2 separate regions of the Homo sapiens genome follow, and region 2 is linked to region 1. Evidence: chromatin contacts called from ENCODE Hi-C or POLR2A ChIA-PET data. All regions are on one chromosome and are shown on one strand. Each heading gives the region's core, a stretch centred on a gene start or an enhancer-like site at or near the end of the contact. The rest is flanking DNA. Distances are from core to core; before and after follow the strand shown. Region 1 holds the start of CCIN (calicin). Region 2 overlaps LOC102724322 (a long non-coding RNA gene).

The links. A loop is a pair of places that touch in the nucleus more often than their neighbours do. ChIA-PET counts read pairs that join two places held with the same protein, here RNA polymerase II (POLR2A). Pooled maps may share reads with other maps.
Region 2: a loop to region 1 is called in a map of testis, with 6 times the contacts of the local background. The contact joins the enhancer-like site here to the promoter of CCIN in region 1. A Hi-C loop is called at or near these places in 2 of 168 maps with a recorded cell type or tissue (ovary and testis) and 9 of 50 pooled maps. POLR2A ChIA-PET finds 5 or more read pairs at or near these places in 4 of 52 experiments (A549, BJ, GM12878 and 1 more).

What each region holds. Positions count from the first base shown.
Region 1 is chr9:36,166,679-36,171,995 of GRCh38, forward strand. CCIN (calicin) reads left to right here and starts at 2,710. Exons shown (of 1, transcript NM_005893.3): 1 at 2,710-4,656. The coding sequence starts at 2,825. The coding sequence ends at 4,591. RefSeq lists an enhancer at 1-316 and a silencer at 1-125.
Region 2 is chr9:36,316,908-36,322,998 of GRCh38, forward strand. LOC102724322 (a long non-coding RNA gene) reads left to right here. Exons shown (of 5, transcript XR_001746660.2): 5 at 890-1,558. Among named protein-coding and RNA genes, the nearest start is that of GNE, 62 kb to the left of the region's middle. Within about 2 kb of position 3,069, at least 9 of the 41 ENCODE cell types and tissues checked have a DNase peak (open chromatin) inside an H3K27ac peak, as active enhancers do.

The DNA.
Region 1 (5,317 bases), core at 1,460-3,959:
ACCCTCCAGCGCCACCGCGTGGCTGGACTGGGTTCGGGCGGCGGGCCCAGAAGAGACGCGAGGTAGCCACAGCCTCCTCAGCTACCGCGAAACCAGAACCACGATGACCACAAGTTTTTATGAAGGGAGCAGCCACGAACGCCGGCGCTGGGCGAACTGGTGTAATATGAGTAAGAAAACGGCAGCTAGCATTGATTGAGCTTTATGACAAGCCCACTACTCTCCAGTCCTTTTCTCATTTAAACTCTAATAATAGGCCGGGCACGGTGGTTCACGCCTATAATCCCAACCCTTTGAGAGGCCGAGGCGGGCGGATCACCTGAGGTCAGGGGTTCGAGACCAGCTTGGCCAACATGGTGAAACCTCGTCTCTACTAAAAATACAAAACTTTGCCGGGCATGTTGACAGGCGCCTGTAATCCCAGCTACTGGGGGTGGGGGGTGAGGGGGGTTGGGGGGTTGGGTAATAAAAGACAGGGGAATTGCAACAGAGAAAGAGTAATTCACACAGAGCCAGCCGTGCGGGAGACTGGAGGGTTTTGTTTTTGTTTTTTGGGGTTTTTTTTTTTGAGACGGAGTCTCACTCTGTCGCCCAGGCTGGAGTGCAATGGTGCGATCTGGGCACGCTGCAACCTCCGCCTCCCGGGTTCGAGCGATTCTGCTGCCTCAGTCTCCCCAGTAGCTGGGATTACAGGCATTACAGGCATGCACCACCACTCCCAACTAATTTTTGTATTTTTAGTAGAGACAGGGTTTTGCCATGTTGGCCAGGCTGGTCTCGAAACCATGACCTCAGGTGATCCGCCCACCTTGGCATCCCAAAGTGCTAGGATTACAAGCATGAGGCACCGCGCCCGGCCTGGAGTTTTATTATTACTCAAATCAGTCTCCCGGAGCATTGGGGGAGCAGAGTTTTTAAAGATAACTTGGTGGGTAGGGGGAAGCCAGTGAGCCAGGAGTGCTGCTGATTGGTCAGAGATGAAATCATGGGAGTTGGAGCTGTCTTCTTGGGCTGAGTCAGTTCTTGGGTCTGGGGGCCACAAGATCAGATGAGCCAGTTTATTGATCTGAGTGGTGCCAGCTGATCCATCAAGTGCAGGTTCTGCAAAATATCTCAAGCACCGGCCGGGCACGGGGGCTCACGCCTGTAATCCCAGCACTTTGGAAGGCTGAGGCAGGTGGATCACCTGAGGTCGGGAGTTTGAGACCAGCCTGACCAACATAGAGAAACCCCATCTCTACTAAAAATACAGAATTAGCCGGGTGTGGTGGTGCATGCCTGTAATCCCAGCTACTCAGGAGGCTGAGGCAGGAGAAACGCTTGAACCCGGGAGTTGGAGGTTGTGGTGAGCCGAGAACGCACCATTGCACTCCGGCCTGGGCAAGAAGAGCGAAACTGTCTAAAAAAAAAAAAAAAGAGAAATCTCAAGCACTGGTCTTAGGAGCAGTTTAGGGAGGGTTAGAATCTTGTAGCCTCCAGCTACATGACTCCTAAACCATAATTTCTAATCTTGTGGCTAATGTTAGTCCTACAAAGGCAATCTAGTCCCCAGGCAAGAAGGAGGTCTGCTTTGGGAAAGGGCTGTCTTTGTTTAAACCGTAAACTATACATATAGGTTTCTCCCAAAGTTAGTTCAGCCTTTGCCAAGGAATGAGCAAGGACAGCTTGGAGGTTAGAAGCAAGATGGAGTCAGTTAAGTTGATCTCTTTCACTGTCTCAGTCATAATTTTGCAAAGGCTGTTTCAAGCTGAGATCGCACCACTGCACTCCAACCTGGGTGACAGAGCGAGACTCTGTCTCAAAAAAATAAAAATAAAAATAAAAATAAACTCATAATAATCTTTGAAGTGGGTACTACTATCAAATATTAGTTCCATCTCACAGAGGAGGAAACTGAGGTTTAGAAAGTCTGATCAACTCGCCCAAGTCCACCTTTGATGGAGAAAGCTGACCCACTGAAGCCCCCAACATTTTCCAACTGGACACTTGGAAATGTTGGGGGAACATTCTAGTTTGCCAAGGAGCTGAAATCATCCGGTCTTTAAAGACCCTCCCATGCCCCCGTTTGTGGTTAACTCCTTCATCCCTGCTCCAGGGAGTGGCCTCCACCTCTCCATTTTGAAGGAGAATGATGTCTGTGGCCACCAAGGTCAGAAGCCAAAGGACAGAGCTTTTCTCTGATGCCCAGGAGCCTTGGCAGGAAGAGTGCTTGGAGAGTTGAGAGTCAGAGACTGGGGAAAGCTGGGTAGTCAGGAGCTTCCAGAAGGGTAGGAAGAATGCGAGGTTCCCCAGGTTCTGGGCCCTGCTCGGCTTCCAACTGGCTATGTGATTTTGGGCAAGTGCCTTCTCTTCTCTGGGCCTCAGTTTCCCTCAAAATGGGAGGATTCTTCTAGGTCTAATAATCTCTTCCCTTTCCCCACCTCCCCTTATCTCTCCTACACAAACTGCTCCCCACTGCCCCACCCAGACTGGCTCTGATATTCCAGAAGCCTTTAACTACGGTTTGAAAGTCCCAGGTGGAAGTTGCCGCCCATCCCTGAGGTTCCTCCTGAGCTCTGGGCCCAGGGCTTTAGGTCCTGCTAGGGTATGTGGCCTTGGCAGGTTGGAGAGATCAGAGGGGAGGAAGGCCCAGTGCCTCTGAGACAGGCCTCAGGGAGGCCTGCATTGTGATGACCTGATCCACTCTATGACATCATCCTCTCTTCCACCCTCTCTTCTCCCTGGTCAACCGCTCTGCAAACAACCATCAATCTGATCCCACAGGCCTGAGAAAGTCTGCTCTCCAGTACCTGCTGCTGATCTGTTTCAGCCGACAAGAGGCACCATGAAATTGGAATTCACGGAGAAAAACTACAATAGCTTCGTGCTGCAGAACCTGAACAGACAGAGGAAACGCAAAGAGTACTGGGACATGGCCCTGAGTGTGGACAACCACGTCTTCTTTGCACATCGCAATGTGCTGGCTGCTGTCTCCCCACTGGTGAGGAGCCTCATCTCCAGCAATGACATGAAGACCGCTGATGAGCTTTTCATCACCATTGACACCAGTTACCTGAGCCCGGTCACAGTGGACCAGCTTCTGGACTACTTCTATAGCGGCAAGGTGGTGATCTCCGAGCAAAATGTGGAGGAGCTGCTTCGTGGGGCTCAGTATTTCAACACACCACGCCTTCGAGTTCACTGTAACGACTTCCTTATTAAGTCCATCTGCCGTGCCAACTGCTTGCGCTACCTCTTCTTGGCTGAGCTGTTTGAGCTCAAAGAGGTATCAGACGTAGCTTACTCTGGCATTCGGGACAACTTCCACTACTGGGCCAGTCCTGAGGGCTCCATGCACTTCATGCGCTGTCCACCTGTTATCTTTGGCCGCCTGCTCCGTGATGAAAACCTTCACGTGCTCAATGAAGACCAGGCGCTCAGCGCACTCATCAATTGGGTGTACTTCCGGAAGGAGGATCGGGAGAAGTATTTCAAGAAGTTCTTCAATTACATCAATCTCAATGCTGTCTCCAATAAGACGCTGGTGTTTGCCAGCAACAAGCTGGTGGGCATGGAGAACACCTCATCCCATACAACCCTGATTGAGAGTGTCCTGATGGACCGCAAGCAGGAGCGGCCATGCAGCCTGCTGGTCTACCAGCGGAAAGGGGCCCTGCTTGATTCCGTGGTCATCCTCGGTGGCCAGAAGGCCCACGGCCAGTTCAATGATGGAGTGTTTGCTTATATCATCCAGGAGAACCTGTGGATGAAGCTCTCAGACATGCCCTATCGGGCAGCAGCACTTAGTGCCACCTCTGCTGGTCGCTACATCTACATCTCTGGTGGCACCACTGAGCAGATTTCAGGGCTGAAGACAGCCTGGCGGTATGACATGGATGACAACTCCTGGACCAAGTTGCCTGACCTGCCCATCGGGCTTGTCTTCCACACCATGGTGACCTGTGGGGGGACAGTGTACTCAGTGGGCGGGAGCATTGCCCCAAGGCGGTATGTCTCCAACATCTATCGCTATGATGAGCGGAAGGAAGTCTGGTGCCTGGCAGGAAAGATGAGCATCCCCATGGATGGCACCGCCGTGATCACTAAAGGAGACAGGCATCTGTACATTGTCACTGGACGGTGCTTGGTGAAAGGTTATATCTCCCGGGTCGGGGTAGTGGACTGCTTTGACACCAGCACTGGGGACGTGGTCCAGTGTATCACCTTCCCCATTGAGTTCAACCATCGGCCCCTGCTCTCTTTCCAACAGGACAACATCCTCTGCGTGCACAGCCACCGGCAGAGTGTGGAAATCAATCTGCAGAAGGTGAAGGCAAGCAAGACGACCACCTCAGTGCCTGTCTTGCCCAACAGCTGCCCCTTGGATGTGTCCCATGCTATATGCTCCATTGGAGACAGCAAGGTGTTTGTATGTGGGGGTGTCACCACTGCCAGCGATGTCCAGACAAAGGACTACACCATCAATCCAAATGCCTTCTTGCTGGACCAAAAGACAGGCAAGTGGAAGACCCTGGCTCCTCCACCAGAGGCACTGGACTGTCCTGCCTGCTGTCTAGCCAAGCTACCTTGCAAGATTCTTCAAAGGATTTAAACATTTTAAGTGGGAGAATAAGTAAATGCATTATTATTCACGATTTAATGAGAGAAAGAGAGGAAGATGGCCTGTTGTTTCCTTCTTAGTGTTCCAGTCCATGCTTGGCCCTGAAGGTGGAGATCCTAGGGGAGGGCTGCTCCCAGTGGGTGGAAACTCAGGGCCACTATGTCATTGGAGGTATCCAACAGGGCCTGGAAAGGAACCCCTGGTGGGTGGAATTGAGGCCCCTCCCAGGCACTGGCCAAGGCGATGTCTGTCCCCTATTCTGTACCCCTGTGATCACCTCTCAGGCATCTGCTAGATTGGCAGGTAAACATCCACTCAGAGCTGTGAAGCATCAAGCTCCTCCAGCACCTGCTTCCCTCCGGTCTTTCACAAAAGCAGGGGAGGACCCGTCCCAGGTCTGAGAGAGGAATCTCATGGCCAGGAAGGAGAAGGTGACCTGGGTAAGACTCAGAAAAGAAGGCAGAAGGAACAGGGGAGGCAAGGTTACTTAGCTTCTGTATTTGCCCATGCAGCTACGGTAGTTTGTGTCTCATTTGTGGGAAAGCTGGAGGTTCCTTACAATTGTTTCTACTAAGCCAAGTACATTGAGAACTTTCTCCAGGAATATGAGTCTGAGGGACTGGGGATAAAAGAGAGGCCAGTAAAGGGAAAAGAAAGAAACATATCCTGGTCGGGCACAGTGGCCCATGCCTGTAATCCCAACACTTCGGAAGGCTG
Region 2 (6,091 bases), core at 1,819-4,318, 150 kb after region 1:
CTGTCTAAAGTTGATCAAGGGCCAACTTAGAGAACAGGATGGAGCTGTGGAGAGGAATGGGTAGAATGCCATGGAGATATTGAGAACAAAAGGCCATGGCTAATACTCCCACTCCGGCCCCAGCACCCAGGCACAGGGAATCTGAGCCCCCTCCACCCACATCTGCGAGCCCCTGACAGACTCAGCAGATGTCAGCTTTTTTGAAGAGACGGTGTCTCTCTCTGTTGCCCAGGCTGGAGTGCAGTGGTGCAATCACAGCTCAATGCAGCCTGGAACTCGGCTTTGCAAGTGATCCTCCCACCTCAGCCTCCTGAGTAGCTGGGACTACAGGCATGCACCACCACGCAGAGCTCCGGTTTTTTGTTTTTTTTTTTTTGAGATGGAGTTTCCCTCTTGTTGCCCAGGCTGGGGTGCAATGGTGCCATCTCGGCTAACTGCAACCTCTGCTTTCCGGGTTCAAGCAATTCTCCTGCCTCAGCCTGAGTAGCTGGGATTACACGCATGTGCCACCATGGCCAGCTTATTTTGTATTTTTAGTAGAGATGGGGTTTCTCCATGTTGGTCAGGCTGGTCTCGAACTCCTGACCTCAGGTGATCCACCCACCTGGGCCTCCCAAAGTGCTGGGATTACAGGCGTGAGCTACTGCGCCTGGCCTCGCAGAGCTAATTTTTTACAGAGGCTGGGATCTCACTGTGTTGCCTAGGCTGGTCTCAAACTCCTGGCCTCAAGCGATCCTTTGGCCTATAATCCCAAAGTGCTAGGATGACAGGCGTGAGCCACCGTGTCCGGCCTCTGTCTGCCATCTAACTCGCAGCCTGCTTCTATCATGTGCTGGAGAGCTGCCCTGCCTGCTGAAGAAAGCTGAGACCCCAAACGTCTTTTCCTCAGGAAGGTGAAGGTGAACTTGGTGGCCTTTACCTGATGACTCTGCTGATATTTGATCCCTGAGGGAATGAGCCACGGTTCAGCACCCAACCCCCACTTGAACTCTGCAGTTTCCCAGTTTCATTAAGAAGCCCATTGTTGAGTCTGGCCATGCGTCAAGGACACGTGGACTCTTGGGGCAACCCCGTTTCTCCAGCATCCTCCCAGGTGATGGGTTGGTGTGGCCAGGAGCCAACAGGAAGGGTGTGGGCCAGAGGGGAGAGGCTTCCTAGCAGCTGGCTGCCCTGGAGCTCCGGGAAGGTTTGACCATCAGGTTTACTGCACCAGGAATATATCCTTCAGTTTCCCCCAGCCAATCTGTAGAATAAGGAGAAATGGAGAGTGTAGGAAGATAACTGCAGTGTGGACACAGCCTCAGGTTTCTTCTTCGGTAAAGCTGATGTTTATTACACAGGGGCATAGTAAGTGAAGCATGCACTTCATTTTTCATTTTTCCTAGAATCCAGTGCTGCTAAAAAAAAAAAAAAAAAGGACAACTGTTTACTCACTGAAGAGCAAATATATACGTTGTTGGATGAGGAAGAAAAAGTTCCGTTGGGACGGGGCGTGGTGGTTCACACCTGTAATCCCAGCACTGTGGGAGGCTGAGACAGGAGGATTGCTTGAGCCCAAAAGTTCGAGTCCAGACTGGGCAAGATGGCGAAACCCCGTCCCTCCAAAAAATACAAATATTAGCTGGGCGTGGTGGTGTGCACCTAGTCCCAGCTACTTGAGAGGCTGAGGTGGGAGGATCGTTTGAGCCTGGGAGGCAGAGGTTACAGGGAGCAGGAGGTTACAGTGAGATGAGATTGCGTCACTGCACTCCAGCCTGGGCGACAGCAAGACCCCGTCTCAGAAAAAAGAAAAAGTTCCATTGCTCCCCACCACCCAAATGAATGCCACCTAAAACAGCTCCTGAATGGCTGGGGGCCAGAGTGGCGGGTTTTGGGAGAAACAAACCACAGCTGCCAGTTATGAGGCACCAGCTGCACCACATCGTTTCATTAGATCCCCCGCGATGCCATGAGGCAGGAGCTCTTCAACTCACTTTCCACATGAGGAAAATAAGGTTTCGGGAAGTTAAGAAACTTGTTTCTGCCACACACATCTTACCTTCTGATTTGATTTTGTGAGAAAAGCCTGGTTTGTTTGTTTGTTTGTTTGTTTTTGCCTGAGCATGGTGCACATTTCAATCTGGAATGAAGGAGTATAGTGAGGGGGAGGTGCGGCGCACCTCAGCTGTGCAGGTGTGTGGTGTTACTTAAAGCACACCATAGCGGCTACTGGGAAGCCTGGGTCCCAGCCCTGTTGCTAAGCTGCTGCTTGACCTGGAGTAGCTCCCTTTTCCCAGCGTGCCTCAGTTTCCTCATGGGAAAGCTCACTACCAGCTGAAGGTGAGTGGACTGGGGATGGAGAGGAGGGGACAGAGCTGGGGTGCAGGCCGGCAGACGGGTGGAGTGTGGGAGAGGCTGAGATGGGGAGAGTCCGGGGAGCAATGGGGTTCCAAGGAGGGGGCTGAGTCCTGGCCTGGGGAAGTCAGGTTCAAGGCGCTGGCGTCCCAGCTGATCCCTGGACCTGAACAGGGACCTGTTCCCTGTCCTGCTTGGAAGTCCCATCCTGGGTGTGGGCAGCCAGAGAAAGGAAGCGTTCTCCCAGTGCTGCCATGGGCTGCAGCCCTACCCTGCTGGGCTGAGTTCTGTGTTTAATGGAGGGAGGAGGAGGAGAGGGGTGAAGAGCTGGGCCTTCTGGTAGCTTTTTATAATTATTTCTAAAATGCTATATTTGGATATTATTTTCTGCTTCTACAAATAAAACATGCATATTGTAAAAAAATTCAAACATAACAAAAATCTGAAATTGCTGGAAATGCTTTCCCAGGGCTGCTCCCTAGAACAAACTATTAATTATTAGGTGCTCATTGTACATGCTTTTTTACTCCTTTATTTTCCTTTTTTTTTGGTAACATATGAACATGTTTATGTTGGACAATATAGAAGTATTTGAATCCAAATATCAGAGTTCCTCTTCCACTCCTTTCAACCTCCTGGTATGGCAGGCCAGGCCTCAGGAACGCGGGCCTCCGTAACAACTATTTCAGTACTGACTGGTGAAGTTAAATATTAAAAGCTGGTAGAGCCAGTGTCCTTACACAAAAGCTGGAATGTAACAAAACCCCACCCAGAGTTTCGCCTAGGCCTTTCCTGGGCCTTAAAGCATGACAAAATAACGAAGGCATTCTTAACAAAACCTGTTTAGGATTAAACAAACAAGTTTTATTGGGGGGTCTGAAGAAACTCCCCAGGCCTCCACGAACAAGTTTATTGGAGGTTGGAAGGAACTCCCCAAACCTCTGTGATTTAGTAGGAGACAAGATAAGGGTAATCACTGCAGCACCTGGACCCATTTAGATTAAGTCAATTTACTGAGGCTCCAGAGGAAGGTCTTCAGGACTCAGACCTTAGTTATAGATTAGAAGTTAATCACTTATGTCTTTAGATAAATGCACACTTACACGTACACATAGAGCTTAGAAGGTATATAAGCTCTGGAATACTTTGAAATTTTGAGTTGGTCTGGCGATAATTTCCAGGCCTTCTCCCTGCACCTGGTTACAGAAATAGAAATTCTCTTCTTTCCCAGTTTATCTGCATCTTGATATGGGGCCACGAGAATAAGCAGCTCGTCCCTCGGTGTGGTCCGGGAGCACTGGCACTAAGCACTGGGCAGTGGGAGGGCAGCTTCTGGGCAGTGCCCCCCAGCCTGCTCCCTCCTGCCACTCCACCTCCCAGGCAGGTCCTCCCACCTCCCCAGGGGTGTGGTGGGGAGGGCTGGGGAGGCCTCAGCACTCCACTGACTCATCAACCCTTCTGTCCTTTGATGGGTAGGATGGGGTGAACGCTAATGCCAGCAGACCTGGTTTCATAATATCTTAGTGTGTTCTGCATGTGTGATCCAGCCCCTCCCTTGGGATGCAGGGGAACTATGCATCTTTTATGTATTCTCAGACTTTGAGGTCTCAGCTGAATTGGAGACAGAAATAATCCCATCTTAATGTCCAGTCACATAACTATATCATCACTTATTTAACTGGCTTTCACTGATGGACATTAGGTTGTTGTGTGAGTGTGCATGCAATACACATCACACCCATGTGTGAGCTCCTGTGCTAGTATTAATATTATAAACAATGCCTCTCATCATGCCACCTGACTTCAAACTATACTATAGAGCAGCAGTAACCAAAACAGCATGGTACTGGTACAAAAACTGACACATAGACCAATGGCACAGGATAGCCTAGAAATAAGGCCACGCACCTACAACCATCTGATCTTTGACAAACCTGACAAAAACAAGCAATGGGGAAAGGACTCCCTGTTCAAAGTGGTGCTGGGATAACTGGCTAGCCATATGCACAAGATTGAAACCAGACCCCTTCCTTATATCATATACAAAAATTAACTCAAGATGGATTAAAAACTTAAACATAAAACCCAAAACTATAAAAACCCTGGAACACAACCTAGGCAATACCATTCCAGACATAGAAACTGGCAAATATTTCATGACGAAGAAGCCAAAAGCAATTGCAACAAAAGCAAAAATTGACAAATGGAATCTAAAGAGCTTCTGCCCAGGAAAAGAAACTATCAACAGAGTAAACATGCAACCTACAGAATGTGAGAAAAATTTTACAAACTAGGCATCTGACAAAGGTCTAATATCCAGCATCTATAAGGAACTTAAATTTATAAGAAAAAGACAACCCCATTAAAAAGTGGGCAAAGGATATGAACAGACACTTTTCAAAAGAAGACATACATGTGGCCAAGAATCATATGAAAAAAAATCAACATCACTGATCATTAAAGAAACTGAAATAAAAAACATGATAAGACACCATCTCACACCAGTCAGAATGGCTGTTAAAAAGCCAAAAAAGAACAGAAGCTGGCAAGGTTGAAGAGAAAAGTGAATGCTTTTACACTGTTGGTGGGAGTGTAAATTAGTTCAACCATTGTGGAAGACAGTGTGGTGAGTCTTCAAAGACCTAAAAACAGAAATACAATTCGACCCAGCAATCCTATTACTGGGTATATACTCAAAGGAATACAAATTGTTCTATTATAAAGACACATGCACACATACGTTCATTGCAGCACTATTCACAATCGGAAAGACACGGAATCAACCCAAATGCCCATCAGTGGTAGATGGATAGAGAAAATGTGGTACCTATACACCATGGAATACTATGCAGCCATCAAAAAGAATGAGATTATATCCTTTGCAGGAACATGGATGGAACTGAAGGCCATTATCTTTAGCACACTAATGCAGGAACAGAAAATCAAATACCTCATGTTCTCACTTATAAGTGGGAGCTAAATGATGAGGACACATAGAGGGGAACAACACACACTGGGGCCTGTCAGGATGTGAAGGGTGGGAGGAGGGAGAGGGTCAGGAAAAATAACTAATAGATACAAGACTTAATGTCTGGGTGACAAAATAATCTGTACAACAAACCCCCATGACACAAGTTTACCTATATAACAAACCTGCACGTGTACCCCTGAACTTAAAATAAGTTAAAAAACAAAAATGCCTCAGGCATTGTAGTTGCCAATTCTCATAAGCAATTGTCACTTTGGCCTTCCTAGACCTCTAACCAGTCTCCAAACAAGTTCCCCTGCCCTGCTCTTCAAACTAGAAGTTGAGCACTGGGCCTACCCAATGTATGTCACAGGGCTCCGAAAGCATCACATTTACTTAAACCTTCTGGTGTAACGGGGATGTAATGTAATTATTATGTACTTAAGAGAGGATAAATTGGCTGGGCATTTCTCCATTGTAGTGAGCTATTTGCTGTTGGTGCCAAACCTGCAGGCCCTGCAGAGTCCATTCACAGTCATTCCCCTCTGCCCTCAGGGATATTTTGATAGGAAATCTTGAAACGTATTCTCTGTAGTAGGCAGCATCCAAGATGGCCCCAGGGATCCCAGCCTCTTGATATCCACACCCTTAGGCAGTCCCTTCCCACAGTGCACCAGGATTGGCCTGTGCGACCAAAGAATATAGCAAAGGGATGGCAAGTCACTTCCACAATTAGGTTATAAGGTTACTATAGGTTATAAAAGGCTTCAAAGCTGAGTGCCATGGCGT